Linked DNA regions of Homo sapiens: region 2 is linked to region 1. A link is an interaction called in ENCODE POLR2A ChIA-PET data of the cell type or tissue named here. Cell type or tissue: B cell. All regions are shown on one strand.

Region 1 (8,000 bases):
CCTACCTCAGCCTCCCAAGTAGCTGGGATTACAGGCAAGTGCCACCACGCCCAGATAATTTTTGTATGTTTAGTAGAGACGGGGTTTCACCATGTTGGCCAGGATAGTCTCGAACTCCTGATCTCGTGATCCGCCTGCCTCTGCCTCCCAAAGTGCTGAGATTACAGGCGTCAGCCACCGCACCTGGCCGGAAAACCACTTTTTAAGGAAATCGTTTGTTTTATTTTGTAATTAACCTATTAATGTTGCTACCAATGTCCTCAGTTTTTCTACCAGTTGTTCTTGCTGAAAGGCTAATAGTCTTGTAAGTTTTTCTCTGAACATATTTCCGTGGTTTCTCCGGTGAAACACAATTTAAATAACTCACCATCAGTAAATGACTTTCTTTTTTTTTTTTTGAGACCAAGTCTCACTCTGTCACCGAGGCTGGAATGCAGTGGTGCAATCTCAGCTCACTGCAACCTCCGCCTCCCGGCTTCAAGTGATTCGCCTTGCCTCAGCCTCCCAAGTAGCTGGGATTACAAGCGCCTGCCACTATGCCTGGCTAAATTTTGTATTTTAGTAGAGATGAGGTTTTGCCATGTTGTCCAGGCTGGTCTCGAACTCCTGACCTTGTGATCCACCTGCCTCAGCTTCCCAAATTGCTGGGATTATAGGCATGAGCCGCTGCACCCGGCCCCAGTAAATGACTTTCTTTACTTTGCTAGCAAATGAGCCATTTTATTTTCTTTGTTTTTTGTTTTTGTTTTTTTTGAGAGACGGAGTCTTGCTCTTGTCACACAGGCTAGAGTGCAGTAGTAGCGCAATCTCGGCTTACTGCGACCTCCGCCTCCCGGGTTCAACTGATTCCCCTGCCCCAGCCTCCCAAGTAGCTGGGATTACAGGCACGCGGCACCATGCCCAGCTAATTTTTGTATTTTTAGTAGAGACAGGGTTTCACCATGTTGGCCAGGCTGGTCTTGGACTCCTGATCTCAAGTGATCTGCCCCCTTTGGCCTCCCAAAGTGCTGGAATTACAGGCGTGAGCCACCATACCTGGCCGATTGTTTTTTTTTGTTGTTGTTGTTTGTTTTAAATTTTTTTTCTTTTCCTGTGAGTTGGGAGTATTATGATGAATGCATTACTGTGGTAATGCATATATATGGCCATAATGTTATTGCACATCTAATTTGATAACAGTATAACCACACTCCACTGTGCTTTAAAAGGGCAACATTCAAAGTCTACTTTTCTTTTTGTGTTATGCACTAGTAAAAATTTTTTTAAAGTCACAGTATATACGTATGCATTGCACTCATTAGAACTTTGTCACTGCAATTTGTGTCCATCAAGCAGCAATGTGAAGGAATAGGGGTAGTACATGTGGTCCCTTTGACAGTTACTCAGTTCTACCCTTGTGTGAAAATAACCATAGATAGTATATAAATGAATGAGCATGGTTGTGTTTCAGTAAAACGTTATTTATGGATACCAGAATTTGAATCATAACTTTTTTTTGTCATGACACAGTTAAAAACAATTTTTTGAAACCATTTAAAACCATTAGTTTGTAGGCTATAGAAAGACAAACTATTATCTGTAGGCTTTCTATAGCCTACAAACTAATGATTTTAAATGTGGCCTACCACTTGTTGGTGGGCCAGACTTGGCACATGGACTGTATTTTGCCAACCTCTGCTTCATACTATACATAAAAACATTCATAAGACAACTTGGGTTGTCCAGATTACTGTATGCTTGCATGAGTCCCTCTGGTGGTTGAAGGAACATGGAACAAGTAATTCTTGAGATGGTGAAATTTCTGAAGCACCTTGAATTTGAGAATTCTAGACTTGGAAATCTGGACTTAGGACTGTTCGTCATAGTTAGATTGTAGTAGCTGCTTATATCATTTCCAGAGGTTGGACACTTGGGAAAAAGATAAAGCAGCATTCCCACAAATTTTGTGTGCAGGTCTCTGCAGCACTTTAAGACATCATTCTGACGTAGAAGATGTTTGCTTCATCTACAGTTTATTTGGGAGAAGGGTGTGGTTTTCAGCATTAGTCAACAACTGAAATGGGCTGGTACAATAATTTCATTTGAATAAACTGTAAAATCTTCTATGGGTGACTTTCTGTCCTTTTTTTTTTTTCTCAAAGGGTTGGGATTTAATTAATTTTTCCTATTTAATCAAGTACATTCTTAAGTAAAGGAAAAAGGCAGTTTGAAAATAAGCAGTACGATTAGATGAAATTAGTAAAGAACAAGTTGTTCTGGATGACTTCAAGGTGCTATATATACCCTTTGAACTGTTTGCTTGTTTTTCCTGTCTCTCCTTTTCTTTGCAGCCATCTTCTCTCATTTTAGATTTCCTGCTTCTAATCTGTGGACTAGATAAGCATATAATATTATGGGATCTAAAATTGAGTAGAGAGGATCTGAACAAGGGGCCAAGGAAAATTTCTGTGAGTTAAACACATGAGCTTTTATGCTGTATATTTTGAGTGTTCAGAGGCTTGTTTTACTTCTGTCCACTTGAGTACCATTTAGATAGGTGACATTGTGAGCTAAGTTTTAGAAAGTTTTAGCTACCATCATAATTCAACAGGCTGATAGCATTGCCAAGAAACATGGTTCAAAAATTCCTAATTGAGGATTTTGCTCCTAAATTTATATCAGATCATATATATCAAATGGTGATACTTTTCTGTTTAGAATGCTCCATTGGTTTCCCATCTCGCAAGGCCTTACTTGACTAGCCTCTCCCTGAGCACCCCTAGCTCTCATTATTCTGCCTCCTTACTCAGGAGTAACATAGATTCTCTAAGGGAAGCAATTCCAACAACCTTATTTATTTATTTAGACAGGGTCTTGCTCTGTCACCGAGGATGGAGTGCAATGGCGCTATCTTGGCTTACAGCAACCTCCGAATCTCAGGCTCAAACGACCCTCCTGCCTCAGCCTCTCAGGTAGCTGGGACTACAGTACAGGCATGTGCCACCATGCCTGGCTACTTTTTGTATTTTTATTTTTGTAGAAATGGGTTTTTGCCACATCGTCCAGGCTGGTCTCGAACTCCTGAACTCAAGCCATTTGCCTGCCTCGGCCTCCCAAAGTTCTGGGATTACAGGTGTGAGCCACCATGTCCGGCCCCAACAACTTGAACAAATGATTTATTATAGACCTAATAAATGTCAGGGACTTACTTGGTAGGTACTGGAGATACAGCAGTTGAAGTTGTTCTCATATATAATAGAAATCATGTCATTCCCCTTTTTAAAACTCTTACATGGTTTCCATTATTCTTTGAATAAAATCCAAAGCCCTTACTACAGTTCTTCTATGTCTTGGCTTCTTCTAGCTCTACCCTTTCAGTTGTTAACTCTAGCCATCTTGGGCGTTTCTTAAAGAAACCAAGGCGTTATTTGACTCAGACTGTTTATGCCTATTCTCCTGTGTTGCAACTATCACCTTCTCTCCCCAGCCCCGCTGACTCTCTTTCTTTGCTTGCTGGTTCCTATTTATCTTTCAGGTTTTAGCTTACATGCTACCCTCTCAAAAAGGCCATCTCTGTAATCTCTGTAAAACAAGTTCCTTGTCTGATTCTCTCTTCTACCACTTAGTAGCACTTACCATTTTTAATTTGTGTTTTTGTCAGTCTCTCCTGAGACTGACTGCTTAATGAGGGCGGGGGACCATATGTGTGTTATTTACTTTTTATGTACCTACCATCTATAACAGTTTCTATAAAATATTAATCACATCATTAATAGTTGGTGAATGAATGAGCACCTTCTTCACTTGGCTTCTGGGATGCTGCATTCTTTTGGTTATTGTTCCATTTCACTGATGTCTCTTCTAACCTCTTAACTCATTCTTCTTTTTCTCCCTAATCCTAAACTTTGGAGTTCCTTGTGCCTCAGTTGCCTACTTTCTTCTCTATTTGTACTAATTTCTTAGTGATCTTTTGGTCTTATGGCTTTAAATTTCATATATACGTTAATGATTCCCACATTTACATAGCTAGCTTGTGTTCTTATGCACAAATATCTATTTGACATTTCCACTTGGAAAGCTTACTGGACTCTCATATTTAATATGTACAAAGTAGAAGTTTTGGTTTCTTATCTCAAGTCTGTCTCACTTTCTTTATTTCAGTAATTGCTGTTCTTTCAGAAATTCAGAAAATTTCAGAAATACTGTATTGTTGTTGTTGTTTTTTGAGACAGCCTCGCTCTGTTGCCCAGGCTGGAGTGCAATGGCGCGATCTTGGCTCACTGCAAGCTCTGCCTCCTGGGTTCACGCCATTCTCCCACCTCAGCCTCCCGAGCAGCTGGGACCACAGGCGCCTGCCACCACGCCCGGCTAATTTTTTGTATTTTCAGTAGAGATGGGGTTTCACCGTGTTAGCCAGCATGGTCGTGATCTCCTGATCTCGTGATCCACCCGCCTCGGCCTCTCAAAGTGCTGGGATTAAAGGTGTGAGCCACTGCGCCCGACCAATACTGTGTTTTTAATAATAGTTCAAGGCTTTAAACCTTGGTGTCACCCTTGACTGTTCTTTCACATCCAGTCAACAAGTTCCGTCAGCACTACTTTAATCCAAAATCTGACTTCTTAATGCTGCTTCTGCTTTTACAGCTCACTACCACTTAGGTCCTGTATTCCATCTTTTCTCACCTGGATGATTACAGTAGCCTCCTAAATTTATATCAGTTCATATATATCAAATGATGATACTTTTCTGTTTAGAATGCTCCAGTGGTTTCCCATCTCGTAAGGCCTTACTTGACTAGCCTCTCCCTGACCACCCGTAGCTCTCATTATTCTGCCTCCTTACTCAGTTCAAGTCCCACTGGCCTTGTTTTTTCTCATACAGTACACTTCAACAATGCTGTACCTCAGGTCTTTGCACTTACTATTATCCTCTGCCTGCATTATGCCCCTAAATTTCTGTATAGCTCAGTTACATTAATATTCTTCTGCTATTTCCTCAAGTATTAGAGAAGGCTTTCCAGACTTTCCTATTAAATTAACATCTTTGCCTCCTCTATATTTTTTCCCGTTTTATTTTCTCTTACAGCAAATATCACTACCTGACATATTTTACTAGAATGTAAGCTCCATGAGGAGGGGATTTTGTTTTGTTTACCATGGTGTTTTTAGTATTCAGAACATGCCTGCTTACATAGTAGTTGCTAAAAAATTTTTTTGTTAAATGAATAAGTTGAATCATGTTGTTTCCAGTGTAGACAGAATAGGTATATGTGGTTGAAAAATGAACAGCACAAAGTTAGCTCCCCAAAAATGGCAAAGTGAAATAAAGAAACATTTCTGAAGAACATTGTTGAACTGTAATCCCAGCACTTTGGGAGGCTGGGGCAGTTGGATTGCCTGAGCCCAGGAGTTCAAGATTAGGCTGGGCAACAAAACGAGACCCTGTCTCTACAAAAAAAAAAAAAAAAAATTGCTGGGAGTGGTGGCATGCACCTGTGGTCTCGGCTACTTGAAAGGTTGAGGTGGGAGGATCACTTGACCCAGAAGTTTGAGGCAGCAGTGAGCTATGAGTGCACCACTGCACTCCAGCCTGGGTGACAGAGCGAGACCTAGTCTCAAAAAAAAAAAAAAAAGTCCGGGTGTGGTGGCTCATGCTTGTAATCCTGGCACTTTGGGAGGCCAAGGAGGGTAGATTGCTTGGGGTCAGGAGTTTGAGACCAGCCTGGACAACATGGCAAAACCCTGTCTCTACTAAAAATAACAAAAATTAGCCGAGTGTCATGGCAGGCACCTGTAATTCCAGCTACTTGGGAGGCTGAGGCTTGAGAATCGCCTGAACTTCGGAGGCAGAGGTTGCAGTGAGCCAAGATCGCACCACTGCATTCAAGCCAGAGAGAGACTCTGTCTCAGAAAAAAAAAAAAAAAAAAAAATTAGCTAGGCATGGTGGCGAGTGCCTGTAGTCCCAGCTACTCAGGAGACTGAGACAGGAGGCAGGAGAATTGCTTGAATCCAGGAGGCAAGATTGCGCCACAGCACTCCAGCCTGGGCGACAGAGCAAGACTCCATCTCAAACAAACAAACAAACAAACAAAGAAAAACCCACTTTTGGAACTCTCCTACCTTTGACTACTTGTTATGTTGGATAATATATACAGGTTGATAATGCAGGTTGTTATGTTGGATAATATATACAGGTCATATTCAAAATCTGGAATGTTCCAATATCCTATACTTTTTAGCTCTGACATGATGCCACAAGTGGAGAATTCTTAACACAGACTTTTTTTCATTCACCGAATTATTAAAAAATATTGTCCAAAATTACCTTTCAGGCTATGTGAATAAGGTATATATGAAACATAAGTGTATTTCATGTTTAGACTTGGGTCCCATATCAAGATATCTCATTGTGTATTTGTAAATGGGCCAAAAAAAAAAAATCCAAAATCCCAAGCACTTCTGGCCTCAAGCATTTTGGATAAGGGATATTCAGCCTGTGTCCCCTCCCCCTTTTTCAGCTACATTGAGTTGGATTTTCTGTTCTTTGCAGCCTAGGAATATCTCATTTCTTTTCTTTTCTTTTTTTTTTTTTTTTTTTTTTGAGACGGAGTCTTGCTGTGTCACCCAGGCTGGAGTACAGTGGCGTGATCTGAGCTCACTGCAGCCTGTATGCTATGAGTATTTTTTAGAATTATGGATGTGTTTTTTTTTTTTTAATAAACACATTTATTGAGCTGGGCACAGACGCTCCCTCACACCTGTAATCCCAGCACTTTGGGAGGCTAAGGTGGGAGGATAGCTTGAGCCCAGCCTTGGCAACAAAGCAAGGCCCTGTGTCTACCAAAAATGACAATAAAAAGTAACCAGGAGTGTGGCATGTACCTGTGTCCCAGCTACTCCAGAGGCTGAGGAAAGGATCACTTGAGCCTAGGATGGGAGGTTGAGGCTTTAGTGAGCTATGATCACACCATTGCACTCCAGTCTAGGTGAGAGAGTGAGACCCTGTCTCAAAAAAAAAAAAAAAAAATCTTTTTCAGGGCATAATGTTTCCTGATTATCTTTTTAGAAAATGTGGACATAAAAAGGAAAAATTACATATGTAATTGTATATGTAATAATCACACATATCTGCAGAAATAACCAGATGCATTGAAAAAACACACACATGCCACTTCTTTAGTGGAGCTAATGACATACATTTTATATCCCACTTTTTTCTCTCGAGATTGTTATTATTTACTTTCTCATCTAGTAATTTATACATCTGAGTTTTCTAATTTCTTGTTTTGTTGGGTTTTTTTTTTTTTGCCTTCCTCCCCGTAGATCTTGAGCCAGATGATTGTGCATCCATTTACATCTTTAATGTAGATCCACCTCCATCTACTTTAACCACACCACTTTGCTTACCACATCATGGATTACCGTCTCACTCTTCTGTTTTGTCACCATCGTTTCAGCTCCAAAGTCACAAAAACTATGAAGGAACTTGTGAGATTCCTGAATCTAAATATAGCCCATTAGGTGGTCCCAAACCCTTTGAGTGCCCAAGTATTCAAATTACATCTATCTCTCCTAACTGTCATCAAGAATTAGATGCACATGAAGATGACCTACAGATAAATGACCCAGAACGGGAATTTTTGGAAAGGCCTTCTAGAGATCATCTCTATCTTCCTCTTGAGCCATCCTACCGGGAGTCTTCTCTTAGTCCTAGTCCTGCCAGCAGCATCTCTTCTAGGAGTTGGTTCTCTGATGCATCTTCTTGTGAATCGCTTTCACATATTTATGATGATGTGGACTCAGAGTTGAATGAAGCTGCAGCCCGATTTACCCTTGGATCCCCTCTGACTTCTCCTGGTGGCTCTCCAGGGGGCTGCCCTGGAGAAGAAACTTGGCATCAACAGTATGGACTTGGACACTCATTATCACCCAGGCAATCTCCTTGCCACTCTCCTAGATCCAGTGTCACTGATGAGAATTGGCTGAGCCCCAGGCCAGCCTCAGGACCCTCATCAAGGCC
Region 2 (8,000 bases), 340 kb before region 1:
AATTCCCATTAGATTAAAACTTGCACATTTTTCCAGAAAAACTGCAGCCCAAATAATCAGCTTCCTGACTTTACATGGCAGAGGCTGCCAAAAGTCAGTCTCCATTCCTTCAGTACCTCAGCTGACCAAGCAGCAAACGACCCCAGCTGCCCTGCAGTCAGCAGTCCAACAGGCACAAGTGCAACAGTCAGGGCTTTCCCTGATTTAGACAACAGCCACTCACCATGCCCTGTTCAGAGGGGCCTGGGGCTATGCCCAACACCACATGTCATCCCATCCCCAGCACATAGGCTTCCTGACACTAGGTAAGGGTTTATGTTTGGAGCACATGTGCAAACGGGGAGGTCAAAGGTCACTCAAGAAGAGTTATGCTTGGTCGCTGCAACAGGGCTCTGGTTCCACAACATTCTATGGGAATGGGGAATCACTAAAGCACCTGTGCTCAAAACACAACTTGCTTAGGCCTCCCCACAGGAGACGCCTCTCCCTTCTCCAGCAGCTAGCCCTCAACACCTTCCTACAGACTCTGCTCCACAGGTAAGATGGTGTTTATTAGTGGATGGCTCGGGAGCCTCTGTACAAACCCCTGCCTCGACTTGAGAATCTGAGTGGACTGTCTAAGGGGAGAGCAGCCAGAGGAAGCTGACACCCACATTTGGGCACCATTCCACCTCTAGGTGTCAATGACACAGGGAGCAGCCCCACAGGAGCCCAGGTTGCATATTCCAATGAGGTCACAGCTGAGTCAGGGTTCAAGGCGAATAAGCCCCCACTCTTCAAATACTGGGTGACATTAAGTCTTTTCCAAAAGCATGGTGTTTTAAAGCTACCAAAAGATGCACTCTTCTATCTTCCAGAAACTCTTCATAAACTTAAAGACTATCATCCAACCAATCTGAGAGAAACAAAGCAGACCCTGTGAATACACTAAAAAACACGAATTGTACACTTTAAATGGTGACTTGTATAGCATGTTAAATTACATGTCAATAACACTCAAGAAAGTAGGAATAAAAGGAAACTACCTTAACACAACAAAGGTCATATATGAAAAACCTGGCTGGGCACAGTGGCTCACACCTGTAATCCCAGCATCTTGGGAGGCTGAGGCGGGTGGATCACTTGAGGTCAGGAGTTCGAGACCAGCCTGGCCAACATGGTGAAACACCGTCTCTACTAAAAATACAAAAATTAGCAGGGTGTGGTGGCACACGCCTGTAATCCCAGCTACCAGGGAGCTGAAGCAGGAGAATCGCTTGAACCCTAGAGGCCGAGGTTGCAGTGAGCCAAGATCAGGCCACTGCATTCCAGTCTGGGTGACAAAGAGAGACTCCGCTTCGAAAAATAAATTTAAAAAAACCCCACAGCTAACATCATACTCAATGGTGGAAGACTGAAAGCCTTTCATCTAAGATGCCTGCTTTCACCACTTCTATTCAAGACAGTATTGGGAGTTCTAGATGATGCAATCAGACAAGAAAAAGGAATGAAAGGCATCCAAATTGGAAAGGAAAACTATCTCTGTTCACAGATGACATGTTCCCATACGTAGAAAACCTTGCCAGGTGTGGTGGCTCATGCCTGTAATCCCAGAACTTTGGGAGGCTGAAGCAGGAAGATCGCTTGAGCCCAAGAGTTCGAGACCAGCCTAGGCAACACGGCAATATCCTGTCTCTACAAAAAATTAGGTGGGCATGGTGAAGTGCACCTGTAATTCCAGCTGCTTAGAAGACTGAGGTGGGAAGATCACCTGAGCCCAGGAGATCAAGACTGCAGTAAGCAAGATTGTGCCACTGGGTGACAGAGTGAGACTCCGTCTAAAAAAAAAAAAAAAAAAAAAAACTGGAAAGAAAAGAAAGGGAAACTCTAAAGATTGCACAAAACAAAAAACTTGCCGGGCGCGGTGGCTCACACCTGTAATCCCAGCTCTTTGGGAGGCCCAGGCGAGCGGATCACAAGGTCAGGAGATCAAGACCATCCTGGCCAACACGGTGAAACCCCGTCTCTACTAAAAATACAAAAAATTAGCCAGGCATGGTGGTGGGTGCCTGTAGTCCCAGCTACTCAGGAGGCTGAGGCAGGAGAATGGCATGAACCTGGGAGGCGGAGCTTGCAGTGAGCCGAGATCACACCACTGCACTCCAGCCTGAGAGACAGAGCAAGACTCCATCTCAAAAAAAAAAAAATTAGAATTGGCCAGATGCAGGGCTGGGTGTGGTAGCTCACACCTGTAATCCCAGCACTTTGGGAGGCTGAGGTCGGCGGATCACCTGAGGTCAGGAGGTTCAAGACCAGCCTGACCAACATGGTAAAAACCAATCTCTAATAAAATACAAAAAAATTAGCCGGGTGTGGTGGAACATGGCTGTAAACCCAGCTACTTGGGAGGGTGAGGCAGGAGAATCGCTTAAACCTGGGAGACAGAGGTTGCTTTGAGCTGAGATCAGGCCACTGCACTCCAGCCCGGACAACAGACACGGACTCCATCTCAAAAAAAAAAAAAAAAAAAAAAAAAGAATTGGCCAGGTGTGGTGGCTCATGCCTGTAATCCCAGCACTTTGGGAGCTAAGACAGGCAGATCACCTGAGGTCAGGAGTTCAAGATCAGCCTGGCCAACATGGTGAAACCCTGTCTCTGTTAAAAATACAAAAATTAGCCGGGCGTGGTGGTGGGCACCTGTAATCCCAGCTACTTGGGAGGCCAAGGCAGGAGAATCACATGAACCTGGGGGCAGAAGTGGCAATAAGCTGAGATCGAGCCACTGCACTCCAGCCTGGGTGACAGAGCAAGACTTTGTCTCAAAAAAAAAAAGAAAAAGAAAAAGAAAAAAAAAAAGAACTAATAAGTTACTCTATTTCTCACTTTTCAGTTGTATTGCTACACACTTATAATGAACAATCAAAAAAAAATTGAGAAAACAATTCCATTTCCAATAGCATCAAAAGAATAAAATACTTAAGCTGGGCACGGTGGCTCACGCCTGTAATCCTAGCACTTTAGGAGGCTGAGGCAGGTGGATCACGAGGTCAGGAGTTCAAGACCAGCCTGACCAACATGGTGAAAACCCATCTCTACTAAAAATACAAAAATTAGCCGGGCGTGGTGGTGCATGCCTGTAATCCCAGCTATTCGGGAGGCTGAGGCAGGAGAATTGCAGGAACCCGGGAGGTGGAAGTTGCAGTGAGCCAATACCGCAGCATTGCACTCTAGCCTGGGGTACAAGAGCGAAACTCCGTCCCCCACCCAAAAAAAAGAAAAAAAATACTTAAAAGTAAATAAAGTAGGCTGGGCGCGGTGGCTCACGCCTATAATCCCAGCACTTTGGGAGGCTGAGGCGGGCAGATCACAAGGTCAGGAGATTGAGACCATCCTGACTAACATGGTAAAACCCCGTCTCTACTAAAAATACAAAAATTTAGCCGGGCATGGTGGCGGGGGCCTGTAGTCCCAGCTACGGGGGAGGCTGAGGCAGGAGAATGGCGTGAACCCAGGAGGCTGAGCTTGCAGTGAGCCGAGATCGCGCCACTGCACTCCAGCCTGGGCGACAAAGCGAGACTCCATCTCAAAACAAAACGAAAAAAAAAGTAAAAAAACTTAACCAAGGAGGCTAAAGACACTAAAAACTATAAAATGTTGATGAAGGAAATTACAGACACAAATAAATGGAAAGACATCCTCTGTTCACTGATTAGAAGACTCACTATTGTTAAGATGTCAATACTACCCAAAGTGATATACAGATTCAAGGCCATCCCTATCAAAATCCCAATGATGTTTTCCACAGAAATAGAAAAATCCATATGGAATCTCAAGGGACAGAAACAGTCAAAACAATCTTAAAAAGAACAAAGTTGGAGGGCTTACACTTTCTGATTTCAAAACTTACTACAAAGCTACAATAATAAATCAGTTTAAGACTCGCATAAAGACAGACCTACAGTCCAAGGAATAGAATAGAGATCCCAGAAATAAACCCTCACATGTATAGTCAACTGATTTCAACAAGGATGCTAAGACCATTAGATGGGGAAATGACAGTTTTTTCAACAAATAACGCTGGGACATCTGGATAATCACAAACAAAAGAACAAAGTTTGGCCAGGTGCGGTGGCTCACGCCTGTAATCCCAGCACTTCAGGAGGCCAAAGTGGGTGGATCACCTGAGGTCGGGAGTTCAAGACCAGCCTGACCTATGTGGAGAAACCCCGTCGCTACTAAAAATACAAAACTAGCTGGGCATAGTGGCGCATGCCTGTAATCACAGCTACTTGAGAGGCTGAAGCAGGAGAATCGCTTGAACCCAGGAGGCGGAGGTTGCAGTAAGCCAAGATCGCGCCACTGCACTCCAGCCCAGGCACCAAGAGCGAAACTCTGTCTAAAATAAAAAAAAAAAGAAGTTTTTTGCTTATATTACACCATATATAAAAATCAACTCAAAATGGATCAAAGACCTAATCATAAGAGCTAAAACTTCAACTCTCAGGAAAAGACATAGCAAGCTTCATGACATTGGATTTGGCAATAATTTCTTGGACAAAAGCACAGGCAACAAGAGAAAACATAGATAAAGTAAACTTCATCAAACTTTAAAACTTTTAGCTAGGAATGGTGATGTGCACCTGTAGTTCCAGCAATGTGGGAGGCTGAGGCAGGAGGATCGCTTGAGCCCAGGAGTTTGGGACTAGCCTGGGCGACACAGCAAAACCCCATCTCTAAAAAATGAGAGTGGCAAAGGCCTTGAGATGTTTCCCTAAAGAAGGTGTACATGTGGCCAGCAAGCACCTGAAAAGATGCTCACCATCACTATCGTTACGGAAATGCAAATCAAAACTACAGTGAGGGCAGGCACAGTGGCTCATGCCTATAATCCTAGCACTTTGGGAGGCCGAGGCAGATGGACTGCTTGAGCTCAGGAGTTCAAGACCAGCCTGAGCAACATGGCAAAACCCCATCTCTACAAAAAATATAAAAATCAGCTGGGCGTGGTGGTGCTTTTCTGTAGTCTCAGCTACTTGAGAGGCTGAGATGGGAGCACAGCTTGAGGCCCAGGAAGTTGAGGCTGCAGTGCCTCCCGCCATTGCACTCCAGAGCCTGGGTGACAAAGTGAGACACTGTCTCAAAATAAAAATAAAATAAAAATAGTCTGGGCGCAGTGGCTCATGCCTGTAATCCCAGCACTTTGGGAGGCCAAGGAGGGCTGATTGTTTGAGACCAGGAGTTCGAGATCAGCCTGGGCAAAATGGTGAAACCCTGTTTCCACCAAAAATACAAAAATTAACCAGACATGGTAGTGCACACCTGTAGTCCCAGCTACTCAGGAGGCTGAGGTGGGAGGATGGCTTGAGCCTGGGGTGGGTGGAGGTTGCAGTGAGCCGAGATGGCACTACTGCACTCCAGCCTGGGTGACAGAGCCAGACCTTGTCTCAAAGAAAAAAAAAAAAAAACACAGCGAGATACCACTTTGTACCCTTTGAGCTGCCAAGAATGAGACAAAAATAAATAAGGAAAGGGCATAACAAAAACCTCAAACTCATTCTCCTGTACACATACTGCAGTATCTTTGCATCTATGGAACAGGAAGAATCCCCATAGGAGGCCACTGACACTACCCTTCCTCTATTGATCTCTGCAGGCACCTGAATATGGCTGAGTTATTAGGAGCTCTTGGGTCCTTGCTAACGTTGAGTAATTCAGTAAAAACAGGTGTGATAAATTTCTTTTCATAGAGGTTCTTCCAGTCATTCATGTCATCAACAAAAATGCCCTGTACCCAGTATGATGCTGGGGACATAAGGGTGGGGGCCTGGGCTCAATCCTTGCCCTCCAACAGTTCTAATGTCAAGTCAGGGCAAGCCAGAGAGTCAAGGTGTGCTGACTCAAAATGGGGAATTCCCTCAGGAAGTGAAGGCTGAGCCAAGGCCTGGTAAAGTAAATGACAGGAGAAAGAGGATCATGGTCCACTCAAAAACAGCAGAATGTGGGCCAGGCACGGTGGCTCACGCCAGTAATCCCAGCACTTTGGGAGGCCAAGGCAGGTGGATCACGAGGTCAAGAGATCCAGACTATCCTGGCCAACATAGTGAAACCCCATCTCTACTAAAAATAAAAAAATTAGCCGGGCGTGGTGGCGGGTGCCTGTAGTCCCAGCTACTCGTGAGGCTGAGGCAGGACAATCACTTGAACCCGGGAGGCGGAGAATGCAGTGAGCCGAGATTGCGCCATTGCACTCCAGCCTGGCAACAAAGCTAGACTCCGTCTCAAAAAACAAACAAACAAACAAAAAAACACAGCAGAATGTGAAAAGGCATAGAGGCAAGAAAGCAGCCACGTGGTTGGGGAACTAAGAGAAGTTTAGTATGACTGGGTTACAGTCTGGGCAGACCTAGAAAGACAGACAGCTGGATCTGGAAATGGGCTGTGCATGCACAGCCTGCATGCTAGCTTAAGGAGTCTGAACTTCATGAGAGGTAAATGGGAAGCCACAGAAGGGGCTAAGCTGGGGATGGTGGCTTCAGCCTATAATCCCAGCTACTTGGGAGGCCAAGGCGGGAAGATCATTGGAAGCCAGGAGTGCAAGACCAGCCTAGACAACATAACAAGACCACCTCTGTCTCTAAAAAAAAGAAAGGGTACAGCTGATCAAACAGCTGATATTTGAAAAATGGATTGAAGAACCAAAACTGGACACTTCCAGAGTCATTCCCATGGAAGATGACAAGGGTGGGACAGGAGCAGTGGGATGATGTGGAGACAGGCAAGTGCTCTTTAGAACACAGTTAATTTATTGGGTGGGGGAGGAGCTAGAGAAGCCCAAGACACTGCCCAGCACAACCAGGCACCAAGGAAAGGTCAATTCTCTGAGACCCACTTGGAAATACTGGAGCCAAAGTGCTCAGTCAGAGTTAGCAGCAGCCATTCTCCAGCTGTGCTCTCTAGCCCTGGCATTGATGCCACGCACACACATCTCAGAACACAGCTCCAAGGAGCAAACACAGTTTACAATCCTAGACTCCAATCTCACCTCTGCCACTGAGTTCAACACATGCCCACTGGCATGTCCCATGTGCTCTCAGAGCCTGCTTTATCAGCTATTACCTTGAGGCTGGAGAGCCCCCAAAGCAGCCATTCAACAGGATCAGACAAACGAGCACCTGAGCGCAGTGCCGGAGGCTGAAGGTGGATGATGGGACAACCCCACTTTGTCCATTCATTCATACACTGGAGGATCTTCCAGCATCAGGATCTGGTAAGGAAATGAGGCCATTCTGGAAGGCCTGGATCTCAGGACATCTAAAACAAACACCTGTTTACTTGAGATTACCAAGGAGAAAGGAGGTGAATATTTGCTTCCTTGTTGGTAATGGGCCAGGCTATGCTAGAAACACTCACAGATACAACCTGCCTGGGTCAGCCTGGGAGGGAGGGCGGCAACAAGGGCTTTTACTCCCGGAGCAGGTGACTAGAATAGATAGAGCAGCTTAGCTCCCAACACTTCTCTACCAGGGCCTTCTTTTCTAACTGCAGGATATATTTCAGGAGCTGGGGAGAGGGAATTATTTACGCTATGACACAGGTGAAAGTAAGGTAAAGCCATCTGATTTACTCCTTTCTTCTATATGGCAGCAAAGTGGAGAAGAAATATCATGCCAGAGAGGTGAGACAGGAAGCACAGAGAGGCAACAGACAAGCTCTTCGTGGCAGTGAGGCCATGAGTAGGCCTGTAACTTCTCAGTTCCTACCGTTGCCTGCCAAAACCACAATGCAAGGTGGAGATACGAGAACAGCTATTCTGCCCTATCTAGCTCAAGAGAGAAGAGGGCAGCAAATAGGCACTGCTTGGGACAAGTGGAGTCGAGATCCACCAGAACACAAGATAGAGAAGAAGCAACCGCACCTGGAAGCAGGCAGCAAAGGCCCACAGGTGTCCACACTCACAAATCCACCCAGAAGCTCCCACTATCCACTGCAACTGGCAGGGGGTCCATGCTGCCACCCGAGCA

The links. ChIA-PET counts read pairs that join two places held together with the same protein. Peaks named below come from ENCODE experiments on the same cell type or tissue, not always from the same donor. Only the 100,000 strongest peaks of a DNase experiment are listed, where the experiment ranks them.
Region 2: POLR2A ChIA-PET joins it to region 1 with 5 read pairs; 1 of 35 experiments calls an interaction of 5 or more read pairs at or near these places.

The regions. Positions count from the first base shown.
Region 1 is chr16:68,114,684-68,122,683 of GRCh38, forward strand. It overlaps NFATC3 (nuclear factor of activated T cells 3), which reads left to right. Exons shown (of 10, transcript NM_173165.3): 2 at 7,304-8,000. Among named protein-coding and RNA genes, the nearest start is that of NFATC3, 33 kb to the left of the region's middle. RefSeq lists a silencer at 4,389-4,518. In B cell, CTCF peaks have their summits at 1,744 and 1,943; DNase peaks (open chromatin) are centred at 1,758, 4,548 and 5,517; H3K4me3 peaks cover 773 bases; H3K27ac peaks cover 5,965 bases.
Region 2 is chr16:67,773,972-67,781,971 of GRCh38, forward strand. The region is part of intron 2 of RANBP10 (RAN binding protein 10); the gene reads right to left. Among named protein-coding and RNA genes, the nearest start is that of RANBP10, 29 kb to the right of the region's middle. RefSeq lists an enhancer at 7,489-7,638. In B cell, no CTCF peak of the experiment used is centred here; no DNase peak of the experiment used is centred here; H3K27ac peaks cover 2,090 bases.